Regions from separate parts of the Homo sapiens genome. Here region 1 is linked to region 2. A link is a loop called in an ENCODE intact Hi-C map of the cell type or tissue named here. Cell type or tissue: heart left ventricle. All regions are shown on one strand. Links, peaks and the distances in the headings refer to the core of each region. The heading gives the core; the rest is flanking DNA. Region 1 overlaps LINC02987 (long intergenic non-protein coding RNA 2987). Region 2 has its middle 100 kb from the start of ERVE-5.

The links. Hi-C counts contacts between places; a loop is a spot of excess contacts. Peaks named below come from ENCODE experiments on the same cell type or tissue, not always from the same donor. Only the 100,000 strongest peaks of a DNase experiment are listed, where the experiment ranks them.
Region 1: a loop joins it to region 2, with 9 times the contacts of the local background. A loop is called at or near these places in 40 of 110 quality-filtered maps.

Annotation. Positions count from the first base shown.
Region 1 is chr19:27,969,610-27,976,828 of GRCh38, forward strand. The region is part of intron 3 of LINC02987 (long intergenic non-protein coding RNA 2987); the gene reads left to right. Among named protein-coding and RNA genes, the nearest start is that of LINC00662, 180 kb to the left of the region's middle. In heart left ventricle, for the core only: a CTCF peak has its summit at 4,561 (motif pointing right); no DNase peak of the experiment used is centred there.
Region 2 is chr19:28,706,008-28,713,226 of GRCh38, forward strand. It overlaps the pseudogene LOC100420587. Among named protein-coding and RNA genes, the nearest start is that of ERVE-5, 100 kb to the left of the region's middle. In heart left ventricle, for the core only: a CTCF peak has its summit at 4,499 (motif pointing left); no DNase peak of the experiment used is centred there; H3K27me3 peaks cover 490 bases.

The DNA.
Region 1 (7,219 bases), core at 3,218-5,717, 740 kb before region 2:
GTATCACTTTTATTGAGGCCGTATTTTTCTCATAGACTTGTGTTTGTTTCACACTGAAGTCAAAGACATTTTTAAGTATTCTTCCCCATGCCATGTTGCATCTAATCGTCTTATTTAAGAACTGTTATAAAAAGGATGTGCTGGAATAAGAAATGACCTGCAGCTCTGGTTAATTAGTGAGCTAATGAGAGTAAATATATAATCCAAATAACAGAAAATGTATCTTTTAAAAAGATAATTGTCAGTAGCATCAAACAATAAACATTTTTGTAAATGCCTTTAACACATATACATGATTTCTGTGAATAGAAATAAAAAACAATGTAAATTTAAATAAATGGTGTACAAATTAAAAGTGTACTTCCTCAGGTACATAATAGCCACATGTGGCTAGTGACCGTTGTATTGAATAGTGCAACCTTAGAGCCTTATGGCTACAGAAAACTAAATGTGTTTTTTCAAAGTTTGTTGCAGAGGAGAATGAATTATTGTCAGTAAGTAAGACTTTAAAGCCTAAAAGTAGTTTACATTTTTATAGAATTCTATGGGAAAAAGAGTAGAAAGGAACATAAAAATTTTCTGAGCTTGAGCCCATTTTTTTCACTGAATGTTGATGACTATTGAATCATTATAGTATCTTAAGATTCCACTGTTCGTATTTTAGAAACTAAAAGACATCTCCCCAATCCAAATTGTTCTAAGTGACACACAGGCACAAGTATGAATATTGCTGTCTTAAGAATACTTCATTTTTTTTTCCAACGGATACTTACATCACATCCTTTCTTCTTTCAGCAAGAAAAGATGCCAAAGGAATACTTTGAGTATGTTCCTGAACACAAGTTTATTTACAGATTTGTCCATGTTCTTTTTAAAGCCACAAACCTAACAGCTGAATTTGCAATAGTAACTTTGGTAAGATATTTCTTATTTATAAAGCATTTTTAGAAGTTGGTACTTGTACACAGGGTATGGTGCTGTTTTTAAATAAAAGTTGGCTTCTGGGCTGGGAGTGGTGGCTCACACCTGTAACTTCAACACTTTGCGGGGAGGCTGAGGCGGGTAGATCACCTGAGGTCAGGAGTTTGAAACCAGCCTGGCCAACATGGCGAAAACCCAACTCTACTAAAATTATAAAAATTAGCCAGGTGTGATGGGGGATGCCTGTAATCCCAGCTAATCAGGAGGCTGAGGCAGGAGAATTGCTTGAATCCGGGAGGCAGAGGTTGCAATGAACCAAGATCTCCCCATTGCACTCCAGCCTGGGTGACACAGCAAAACTCTGCCTAAAAAATAAAATAAAATAAAAAAGTTTGCTTCTGAAATTATTATACAAACTTTAAGAGAAACTTATGAAAGCAAAGTAAATACACACATTCGAGTTGTATCATCATTACAGCTTAAAATGTTGCCATTGCGTTTTTCATAATAGAACCATTGCTATTAAAAGCAGCGGGAGAGATTTCTGATTTCCCCCCCACACATCAGTGCATATGAAGTGTACACACATGCAAGGCAGGCGGAGGTGTTGGGATGGGGAGCAGTAAGGAGACGGATTCCAGTGGAGCTCTGAGCTGAGTCCCAGGCTGCATTCCTCAGGCAGTTCTCATGCAGGCTGTGATTGACAGCTGCTGCCGTGTCGTCTTTGTTCCTTGGGCCATGAGTCTTAATCTACCCCTACTGATCACTTGTGCCTGCTTATGAAATTGCCCAGGAATGTGGTTCCAGTAGGCCTGGGACACAAGCTTTGCTCGTTAGTCTTCCAAGCCATAGCTGTTTCCTTACATTTACATCATCCCTACAGAATTCCTATTGTAAAAATGTTAATAATAAATTCTATTCAAATTGTTGAAATTGTTTTACCCCTCTTCACAGCCAACCTATAGAGGAAAGTCAACTGCATGGCTGGGAAGGAAAGAATACTTAGGTCAATACTTACTTATTTACCATTCAATTAGAGTTTAGGAGAGAAGGCTTCTGATGTGCACTTGAGTCAAAGCCCTCAATGGGTGCTGGACCAGACACAGGCCTTTTCGAGGAGCTGCAAGTCATTTGGAACTCTCAGCACATGCTGGAGGGAAGCAGGAGTGGTGCTTCCAGATTTAGACAGATAGATGATGCTGGGGGGAAAGCTGGATTGGAAAAGGGAGAGTTTTGTACTCAGGCTAAACTAGATGTGCCTTTTAGATAGCAGAGTAGCAGTGTCTAGTCATCATTTGGATATATGGGACTAGAGCATGAATTTGTGGTAGAGATGCAGAGTGAAGAGTAATAGCAGCTGTTCAAATGCAGAGTAAGTGTGTAGAATAAAATTGGACAAGCCAGGCATGGTGGGTTCATACTTTTAGTCCCAGCTACTTGGGAGGCTGAGCTGGGGGGGATTACTTGAGCCCAGTAGTTTGAGTCCAGCCTAGGCCACATGGTGAGAACCCATATCTTGAGAAAAGAAAACATAAAGCCAGGTGTGGTGGTTCGCCCTTATAATCCCAGCACTGTGGGAGGCCACGACAAGAGGATTGCTTGAGCTTAGGAGTTCTAGAATAGACTTGGCAATAAGGTGAGGCCCCATCTCTACAAAAAAAGAAAGAAATTAGCCAGCCATTATGGCACATGCCTGTGGCCCCAGGTACATGGTAGACTGAGGCAGGGAGATTACTTGAGCCAGGAGGTGGAGACTGCAGTGAATCATGATCATGCCACTGCACTGCAGCTCGGGCAACAAAGTTAGACCCTGTCTTAAAAAAGGTAAAGAAAATTGAGAGACGATAGGTCTGTAAGGACTTATAGTGAGTAAAGGACAGGCCCCCAGAGGAGTAGCTGCTAGAATGGGAGGAGGAAAAGCAGGAAAGGATAATAAAAGAGTTAAAAGATGCTGTGGTCACAGTGCTGAATGCTGCCGAGAAGTGACTCATTCCATAAACACTCACTGGATACTGACTCTGTGTCACTCTTCTAAGTGCTGGGGTAGAAGGGAGGACAGGTTGAATACAGTTCTTGCCTTTATGAGCTTATGTTCTAGTGAGACACAAGTAGTTTTTCAGGTAGTGTCAAATAGCAGGAAGAGGAAGCTGGATAAAGGGATTCAGAGTGTCGGGGTGCTCAGTACTTTAGATAGAATGATAAGGAAGAGTCTCTCTAGAGAGCCAACATTTGAACAGTGACCTGCCCAAAGCAACGAAGGGAAGGAGTGCTGGCATTACAGGCAGCAGAGACAGGAATGTGTTTCACATGTGTTCACAGAACAAACAGCAAGGTGACCAGTGTGGTCAGAGTGAGGAATAAGGGAAGCAGTGGAGATAAGGCCACACAGGCAGGGCCACAGCTCACAGGGCCTTTTGGCTTCAGGCCATAGGAAGATGTTAAGGTTTTATTCCAGTTTGATAGGGGACTCATGTAGATCTTGAGCAGGGAAGTGAGTGCTGTTAATAAAGAGGTTATGGTGACTGCTTTGGGGAAAGTAGGCCATGGTTGGGAGGCAGATTGGAGGCAGAGAAGAGGGCTAAAAAGCAATTAGAGTGATACAGGTGAGCAATGAGAGATTGTGGCTCATAATCAACCCAGGCAGACTACCAGTGAAGGCAGACATAACAGGCATTGGAGACATTGCAGAAGGGTAACTCAAATGCAGGTATTTGGCCCCAGCAGCTAGGCAGATGGCAATGTCCTGTACAAGATTAGAAAAGGCTTGGGGGGTTGACTGTTGGGCTGGAGACTTCCAGTTTGTAAGTGTGAAGGCACCAGAAACCTAGGCAAGAGAAGTGTTGGAAGAGTAATGTCAGTGGGGCAGGCAGTGTACATTAAGGAGAGATGGAAGATGAGGAGCTGGCATGAGGGCATGGTGCTGTGAGCACCAATGAGATGACACAGCTGGAGGAGTAGTGGGGAGTGAGATGGGAACAAAGGAAACACAGTTAGATTGGGGAAAATCGCTAGTAGAGAGGCACAAAATCTTCAAAAAGAGGTGATTGTAGGAACAGTGTTCTGCAAAAGTGGAATGGGATCAACTGCACTGAGAAAAGTTGGCATCAGTGGGGAAAACATTTCTACATCTGAGCTGATGATCATAACCTTCAGACAAGAAATAAACTCGTATAAAATAAACTTTTTCCCTTTGTTTTGACATAAAGAGTTCAGGTAGCTCGCAGACATACTCTTCTGCAGAGCACCCTCTGAGGTAACACCTCCTCACAGCTCACCTTTAATCTTTACTCAGCTGTTCACTTTGCCCAATTCTTTGTAAAGCAGATGTTTGATAAATGTAAACTATCAAACATGTGCTAATTCATGAGATTGTCTCACAAACTACTCGGCAGGCTTAGAGGAATCCCAGGGATGCAGAAACTGGCAGCTGTTTCCACCTTTAAACCAACAGAATTGACTAAGTTGCAGGATGTAAGAGAGAATAAATTTTCATGAAGTGATCATGAAGATGGGAAAATAGGGGCTGAGAGGAGGGCCATTCTTTTATACACATGTGTTTTTTATCAAGCAACTGAATACTGAGAATGTTTTACAACCCCTGAGACCTGCACCTGCCATGCTGCTCTGCACAGCGGCCACTGGGAGGCTCTCTTGACCAGCAGTTTTTTAAGCTAGCACCACAAAAGGGTTAGTGTTTGTGAAAAGGAGATTAACATTTGCTCACTATCACATGGGTTTTATATATTCAAGCTTGACATGCCTGTAGAATTTCTATCTACCTCCCAGCTAAGTATGAGACATTACATTTGGTAGGCACTTGAGTATTTCCTGAACAACTTCAATCCACACTGGTCCTTAGTGTGTGCTGCCTTTTATGAGTGTGAAGATGATGACACTGCCTCTCTTCATGGTGGCCTTGGCTGACATATGCAGGCATTCTTGTCACCGAAATTGGGCTGGAAATTCCCATAGGCAGAGTAGGCAGCAGAAGTATCTGACCTATGATTGTAATGTGGTCTCTTGCTTTGCCTGACCAAGCAAAGTATGTAGAGCATAAGAATAAAAGACACTTTCTGGTCAAAACCAGAAGAAATCTGTCATTCAAAAGAGTTCTTATCAGAGCACTTAAAGTGAACTAAATCAAAGGCCAGTGCTCTATTTTGCATATTTACATAGAAAGACTCTTAAGTTATGTGGAGATAGACCTTTGCCCGACCAACTGGAAGAGATTGTCATGGGAGCCATTCTTCTCACCTCCAAAGTTTGGAAAGATGTGACTATATGGAATAGGGAATACTGCAGGCTCTTTGTGAACACTAGCATTAAAGACATGTGAGTTTCTAAGGTTTTTGTGAACTTTCTAACCATTTTCATTACCTTATTTGCTCCCATAAATGTAACACTTTAAGACATATTTTTAAAGGCTACAGTGTGCAGATAAGGAAAACACATAAAACCACATACTTCTTTATATCCAGCTTTAGTATAAAAGTTCATATCTTTTCACTGTTAATGGGTAGGTCTTGGTGAGTTACTGTTGTAATAATCTGCTCTGCTCATACATGGAAAAGTATTTTTCTGGTGGTTTTTGGCAAATACTTCACAAGTGCACTACCAGAACACCATAGCACAGTAAATATCTTTATGGCTTTTTAGAAGCTGTCTGTAAGTTCCAGTCTCTTTTTAAGGGACACATGTCTGGCTGTTGAAATAATTGGCCACTCTTAAGGTCTAGGGCCTCTGGACTATGGAGAAGTTATAGCCTCAGCCTCAGTCACACATTGTGTATTTGCTTTTGCTGATGTTTTCTCCCTTATATTTAAATGTCTGTTTTTTTATAGAAAACTTGAGATGCAGAATAGCCACAGATCCCTGTGCCCTCCCCATTAGGAGTGTTGCATGTGTTTAGAAATTGGGTTGATGAGTTTGCTGCTCCAGTGTTTCCTTGAGGCAGTATGCAAAAAATTGCCCAGGCATCACACAATGCCCACCACACTCAAGAGGCTCCTGGGGCACTCATACAACCACAGCAGCAATCTGTGGGACTTGAGTTACCAAGGAGAGTGCGAGAAATCTTGCTGAGTCATGGGGTTGCTCATAGACGGTGCCAACATGATACTGAAACATGGGCTTCATGGGGGCTTTCTTCCAGTCTGGCCTTACGACTGTTGTAAAGGGAAGAGCCTTGGAGCTTGTAAGCAGGGTGAGCTAGGGAAGCATTTCCACCAAACACTCTAGTAATGTCCACAGGACAGTGAGAATAGCTATATGGGTGACACTTAAGAAAATATAAAGGGACACCTGTTGCTGTCGTTGAGCAGCATATGAAGAACAATATCATGACAGGCAGTGGCAAGAGTTTGTTTTTTTACATTTGCCCGTTACTCCAGATAAGACTGCCATCCAGAATGTATGTGATCACAAAAGTAGAGCTTGATGGCTGATTAGAAGTCTCTGCCAATTGTTCTCCTCATAAGAATAACAAATTGAGTAACTATCTAAATAAAAAACACCTTTATTAGAACTAAAAATAGCTAAATAATTATAGTACCTGGTTTAAACTTTGTATCACTGAAAAAGGCAGTGAACACGGTAGGAAAGACAGTCTTGAGTTGCTGATGCCAGCCCTCCCTTATGTCCTAGCATTGGCCATGTGACAAGAAGAGAATCTGCATGCTTGGGGAAGGGAGAGCACAGCAGTGTGAGACTTTGCATTGAACTCAGTGCTGCGTTGTCATAGCAGAAAGCAAAACTGGGCTGAACTCAGCCAGTGCCCACCCACGGATGGAACATTTCTAGCCCTAGCCTGAAGGGAATCACCCATCCCAGTGGCTGAAAACTGAGTTGTGGAAAGCCTCACTGCTGTGGGATAAAGTATTCTGGGGTCCTTAATAAACTTGAAAGACTGTCTAGGCCACAAGGACCGCAACTCTTAGGCAAGTCTGAGTGTTGTGCTGGGCTTGGAGCCGGTGTATTTGGGGGGCATGTGACCTAGAGAGACAGCAGATGGGGCAGCCCAGGGAGTGCTGTACCACCCCTCCTTCAATCTTAGGCAGTGTAGCTCACAGCTCTGACAGAGACCTCTTTCTTCTGCTTGAGAAGAGTAAAGAGTAAAGAGGACTTTGTCTTGCAACTTGGATACTAGCTCAGCCACAGTAGGAGAGGGCACTGGTCAGAGTCATGAGGCTCCCATTTTGGGTCCTAGCTTTTGGATAATACCTCTAGACAAACCCTGGGCCAGAAGGGAACCTGCTGCCTTGAAGGGAAGGAATCAGTAAGGGCAGGATTCATCACTTTC
Region 2 (7,219 bases), core at 3,196-5,695:
AAGATAAAGATCAAGAACACAGCTTAAGCAGTTAGTGAACAGCTGCACAAGTCCCAAAATGATATATGATTTTTTTGCATTACAAGCTTCATTGCTAACTTGTAGCAGTTTTGGTAAATAGTTGAATAGGTACAACTAAATTTGACACATTACGGAAATATACAAGACCAAGATGAACAATTGTAAAGTAATCTGAACTTAGGAATTACTCCAAATGAACAAAAAGATTATAACTGGAAAAGTTATTTTTAATAGATATTGAAGATATCTATTAAAGCAGATAATAGTTATCTATTAACTATTATATATTTAATATTAATCTTTCAACATTAACGTTTTCAAAAGTATACTGTGTCAAGACACAAAGTGTAGCATTTGTGACACTCAGCAAACTTTTAGAGAATTAAGATAATTTTTGATACCAATTTCAAGTAAAACGCCCTTCACCATATCTCTCACAAAAATAAGCTAAATTTAAAACAAAAAACAAACAGCCATGCACTAAGATATCACAATATCTATGAGATAAGAGCAAGTAACAAACTAAAAAATACTGAAATTAAAAATAATATTGTTGGGAATCTTTTTTTTTTAATTCTAGAAATTTGACATCCTTTCCATAAATCACCTACGATCTGTATAGTTTGCTTCTTCCTCATGGTCTTTTTTCTATACAGCCCTGTAAGTATCTTCCCAACATATACACTGCTACAAAGAACCACAAGTCCACTTACTCAAAAACTGGGTCAACTCCTTTTAAGCTTCCAATGCCTTTAATGTTTCAAGGCAATTCAATAATTCATTTGAAGTGAAATAGGTTGAAATCACATTCTTGGAGCTTTGACAAGAACAGTCATTTATTGTTTACTTAATCATGTCATGCATGAGAGTTTGGTTGTGTCTTCCATACCCACCTTCCAACTCAATGGAGTCAACACTGCACTCCATTATGCCACATACCACAAAATGGTCAGGACAAACGATAACAGTGTCACCTTCATAGCAGGCATTTATAACAGATAATGGATCACCGAAGAACTAGAAAACAACAACATATTTGCAAATATACACCCACATATGGTGTGGATCTCTGTCCCCAACCAAGTCTCATGTCTCATGTTCAATTGTAATCCCCAGTGTTGGATGTGGAGCCTAGTGGGAGGTGACTGGGTAATGGGGACAGTTTCTAATGGTTTAGTACCATCCCCCTAGTGCTGTCTCATGACAGAGTTCTCATGAGATCTGGTTGTTTAAAAGTATGTAGCACCTACCCTCATTCTCTTTCTTCCTCCTCCTCCAGCCATTTAAGCCATGCCTGCTTCCCCTTCACCTTCTGCCATGATTGTAAGTTTCCTGAGGCCTCCCCTGCCATGTGTCCTTATAACCTGCAGAACTGTGAGCCAATTAAACCTCTTTTCTTTATCAGGTATTTATAGGCAGTGTGCAAAGTGACAAATATACAACCCCACAAAGCAACTCGAGTATTATTCCAAGTGCCTTCATGTCTCACTCTGAAAATGGAGCCAACACTGCACGCTGAAGCATCTCCTTTGGTAGTGGACTGAACCTAATGCATGCCTGGTAAGTGGCTACTGCTGATGAAAGGCAGGGTTCTCACTACTTCCTATTTAACAGAAAACCACCTCTGGGAAGCTCTGTGTAGAATTCATGAAAACCTATGGTGAATCAGAAGGAAAAAAGCCACTTGCAGCAAGACACTCTTCTTTTACCTGAATTTCTATATCTTCCCCCAAGGCACCTGGCAAAGCCTGTCCATGAGTAGGGTCCACAGCAGACCAGTCATCATGGTGGAGGAGATCTCATGGGTGGAACTTCTGACAACTGGATGGACACCCTTTGCTTAGATGTTAGAATTCTGATAACCAAACACATACCATGAAGAAACCAAACAGACCTAACAGTTCTCAGTAAGATAGCAAGGAAGAAAAGATGCTAACTAGCTAAGAATTACAAAGGCACACATACCTCAACAAAGGACTCTCCATGAGTTTTAGCTTTTGCTTCACCTGTTCAATCTCTGAATACAATTTTAACCCTTCAACCATGGAGATATTTTCCTGCTCAGAGCTACAATTTGCCAAACTGCTTCTCAGATTAAAAAATTTGCTGTAACTCTCCTCACATTGAGACAACAGATTGTGGTAGTCACGTCCTGAAGGAACTCAGTTTTCAAGAATGTCATAATCCCTGAGAGTTTAAAAGCAAACTGAAATCCATTGCCTTTCAGACACATTTTTTCTCATTAAGAAAGCCCATGGAGTCCTCAAAGACCCACTAAGAAAAGTGCTTTATAACTCAGGTACATGTTAAGTCTCTCTGAATAGTACTCTAAGTGGTAACTGTTGAAAGTTTCAAACACCACTTCATTGAAGTCATTAATTTTTCTTCTTTTGAGGAATTGTTTTTTCTTAGATCCAAACATTTGTGCTTTAGAATTACCTAAAGTTCATATTGTACAATTTGTAATCATTATTTAATAAGAAATTATTTTCTTCTCATATATTAGATTCAAAATCTTAATAAGGAGTGGGTGGCAAGGGCCAACTGGGGAGTAGGGGTATAGAGGGAAGTAAATTGTTTCACAATGGTTAAGACTGCCATGTTTTTCAGAGATCTGAATGTGATTTTAAAATGTTTTAAAAGATTACCATATTTATAGGATCAAAAATTAGAAATGACTCAAACTGTCTAGTCCTTCCTTACATTTAAAGCACTATATAGGCACAAAATTATGTTGAATATTCCCAGAGAAAGACCAGGGGATTTCAAAAAAATAAACCTTTGAGATTTTGAGGGGAAAAAAATGCTGTCATTATTAGAGAATGATTAACACAAAATAACCTTGTACTGGACCACCTTACTGGCACTTGAAATTTATTCATTTACATAAATTCTCAAATATAATGACAGAACAAAAAGTATGTCTCAATGTAATAAAATAATTTATAAATGTACAGTCAATAGATATTAAATTAATGGGTTTAACAATAAAATAAAATATTGCCATTACCTGTAGTTTTAAAATAATTGCTTTATTTTTCAGTTAAATGTATATCAACTAGCTGTGCCTTAGGTTAGAGCTTCTCAATTCTGATGAATATTAGAATCACCTAGGATCTTTCAAAAATACAGATGCTCAGGCCAACATCCAGAGCAATAAAAACGGGCCTCTGAAAGTGGAGAGGTATTTTTTAAAGTTCCCCAAGCATGTAATGTGTAGCCAAGGTTGAGAACTATTGTCTTAGATTATTATTTTTTTAACTTCGTCATGCTCTTAAGAAGATGGGGGGAGGGGAGAAAGCTGAACAAAATCCTAATTCATATCAAATTATGGTGAACACTCAATATTTAAAATGAACAGAAGATTTTATTTTCTTGCTTTTCCAAGTAAATGGATTGGGTAAAGCTTGAAAAAGTAAGGATTTTGTCTACTTTGGTTATCCACACTCATTTAAAGATACTCTAGAAATCTACTTTGCAAATAAGAAATTACGAACCAAACCACTGGTCTATTAAGTTGCGAAGATTAAGACTAAAATTTTAAAATAAGTTTCTTAGCATTTCCAATATCCATGCAAGTTAGCTTATTTCTTCTCATTAGATTGATACTTTACAGTCTAGAACCAGTGAACCAACATCATCTTCAGACCCCTAAGTTCTGAAGTAGTGTGTTTTGAATTAGAAAGGAAAAATATTTGCCACATGGTGCAAAATCAAGACAGTGATTTGATCTTGCCTGCTGATAGCTCTACTCCTATCTTAGCCCAGGAACCTTTTTAGAGTCTGCATACATGTGATAACATTCCAGTTTCTCCATCAAGTGCCACAGTTTCTTCTCCGTAACTAAAGACAATTCCTCCCTTATGCTGTCCCATCTGCCAGTGATGTACAAGGCATGTATGGAGATCATTACTTGTCCACACATGCAAGGCTCTCAAATCAGAATACAATTTTTTTTGTCCACATACAGATCAAATTTGCCAGATATGCATTATATTTACCTACCATTACATTCTACTTCAATCAAAACCAATCACTGCTCTTTAAGAGCAAGTGTATCAAACCTAGAAAATATTCAAGCTTTTTGATGTTCTGGGATTGTACTGAACACACTATAGAAAAATAGGAAATGCACAATAGAAAAATTAGAAAGGTAGAAATCACAGTCAACTTATGAAAGCTGAAATCAGACATACATAATTGTAAACCAGGTAGAACCATTAACCAGATTTTCATTTTTTAAAAAATTTTGTTATTATTTACTATTTAAACCAAGAGAAACTTACTAAATCAAATCAAACTGCATGAAAATGTAAAGGCCTTGTCTTATATAATGTCAAATCATCTTTCACATAGGAAAAACAAATTACCTTCTACAATTCTTTTTAGTGTGAGTTCTAATTTTATTGCAGCATTGCCTGTTAATTTACTGCTCAGGAATACAGGAGAAAATTACTGGTCTTACAGCACCATCTAGTGGAAAGATAAGTGTCGCATGTAACAAGATCAGCATAGAACAACTACTTAATTTAGGTTGCATGATTAATTTTGGTATTTTTGAACGGAAAAGCTTTTCCTTGTCAAAATATGATAAATTAGAAGAATGCGTTTAGGTATTTTTGATTCATCTGTTAGTTTAACCTAGTATGTTTTACTATAGGAACTTAGAGTAAAGCCATATACTTTAAAAAAAAAGTATTATTTAAGTTTCAAGCAAAAAAGTCTCTATAATGCAAATAAGTTCTTTGTTTTTCAAACAATTGTCATTAAATAGATGTTCACAAACCTCCTGATTTTAGGCTTAGTTTATAAACAGTTAAAGCAGGTTTCTCTGCACTTGTTCGTTTCATTTAATAACTTGAAAAGGGGCTGCACTATTTGTATATTGGTCTATTTCTGTCTATAGGCCCTTGGAGTAAGAGTATGTGCGTGTGTATGTGTGTGTGTATGTGTGTGTGTGCGTGCATTGCGCATGTGTGTGTCTCACAAAGGTAAAATTAAGCCATGGTAACTATTTTTTCAATATGTACAAGGTCAGTAATAAACACAATCTCAATTGAGGTTTAACACGTCTGACAAAACAATCATATGCATCATCCTTTTCTTCATCCCAACTCTTCCAAATGTTCTGGTAGAAAAACCTGAAAAATAACTTAATATCATTCAAATTTAATCACTGGCTCCAAATGTTAGGATTCTGGAGGGATGAGAGCTAAAGAATAAATCAAAGCAATTCTCATATCTCAGAGAATGCTGCATATTTGCTATGGTTATCAGTTGAGTCACACAAGATAAAGACCTTCTTTGAATCAGCTAGAGGGGTTTTTCTATAACACTCATTTTTTTAAAACTTTCTTTTTATCAGAAGTAGTATTTATTGACCATCTCTAACTGGGCAGGTAGTAGTTCCATTTGTTGAGATAGAAAACACTGGGAGAGAAACAGGTTTGGGGTTCAAAATGAAGAGTTGTGTCTTTGCCATGTTCAGGCTGAGATGCCTATCTGACCTCCCAGTAATGACGTCAAATGTACAGAGAAATATACAAGCCCAGAGATCCAGGGAAAGGTCAGGGCTAGAGACATAAATCTGGGAGGTGTCAGCATATTAATAGTTTTAAAGCAGTAAATGAGATCATCTAGGGACATAATATAAAGCAGCAGTTCTCAACCCTGGTTGCACATTAGGGTCCCCCGGGATACTTTAAAAAATTGATTCCCTATCCCAGACCAATAAATCAGATATCTGCGGAGGGAAGGGGGTTAGCATTCACATGTTTTTTAAAGCTCTCTAAGCACTTTAACAAATTTTTATTACAAAAAATTCTAAACATACAACAGATAAAATAGTATCATGAATATCATGTATCCATCAGCCAACTTCAAGAATTACCCACTTGGGAGAAATCTTATTTCATCTCTACCTCACCAACCTACCCTCTGCTCCTCTCCTCTCATCATCCTGACCCTGGCTTATTTTGAAGCAAATCTCAGATGTATCAAATCATTCACAAATTTTTAGTATGTAGCTCTAAAATAAATCCTTATGCCAAAAAAGTTTTAATTTCTTAATATTACCAAATATCCAGTCAGTACTCAAATTTTCCTAATTTTCTCTTTTGCTGTTGTTGTTTTACAGTTGACTTGTTCAAATTAGGATCCAAACAAGGCCAGCTGTGGCCCTTAATGGATGCGTCTCTTAAATCACTTTTATTCTATACATTACCCCTTGCTCTTTTTACCCTTGTAATTTATTTAATAGTTTCACACACACTGAATTTTGTTGATTACTTATCCATGGGGTCATTTAACATGTTTTTCTGTTTCTTTCCTTTCTAGTAAACTGATAGTAAGATCTAGAGCTTGATGGGCTTCAGGAAAGACTTTTTGGCAGGAATACTTCAAGTGAGGTATGATGTACTTGCATCGGGAAGCACATATAGCAAGTCCTCTAATATCAGCCTTTCATTGAATGCCTTTCACTATATAAGGGAATAAACATCAATTCCTGGCCATAGTCGCAGTCTGTGTGGAGTTTTCATGTTTTTCCTATGTCTGCATGGGTTTTCTACAGGTACTCTGGCTTCCCACATCATAAAGATGTGCATACGAAAGATGAGCATGCTAGCTGAACTGGTGTGTCGACATCGTCCCAGTCTGAGTGTGGGTGTGAGTGCACCCTGGGATGAAGTGGCATTGTGTCTCATGCTGGTTCCTATCTTGCACCCTAAGCTGCCATGATAGGTTTTGGCCACCTGCATCCCTGAACTGGAATAAGCAGGTTGGAAAATGAAAGAATGAATATGAATTATTGTCAAATAAAAAATCTTAAATTAGACAATAATCATACAAATGCACAACAATAAACAATGCAGTATAAAATCACTCAGCGAGTCCATCAAGTTGGTGACGGTTTGAACCACGTGGTGGTAAAGGGTACTCCTTACAATTTTTACTTTGCCGACATTTATTCCTCAATTTGACCAACCACCACCATGACTGCCGTGACTCACTGATTCACCAAAAATTGGGTAAATAATTATTTTGTTTTTATAATCTTTCTTATATGTATACAGGATTCACATTTATTTCAATGTTCAAGATTAAAATTGTTTTTGGTCTTTATTTAGAAGTTTGGTGATGTTTTTGTGACCAGAAATAGGCCATAGGAACTTTAACTTTTGTTTGTATCTATTAGCCT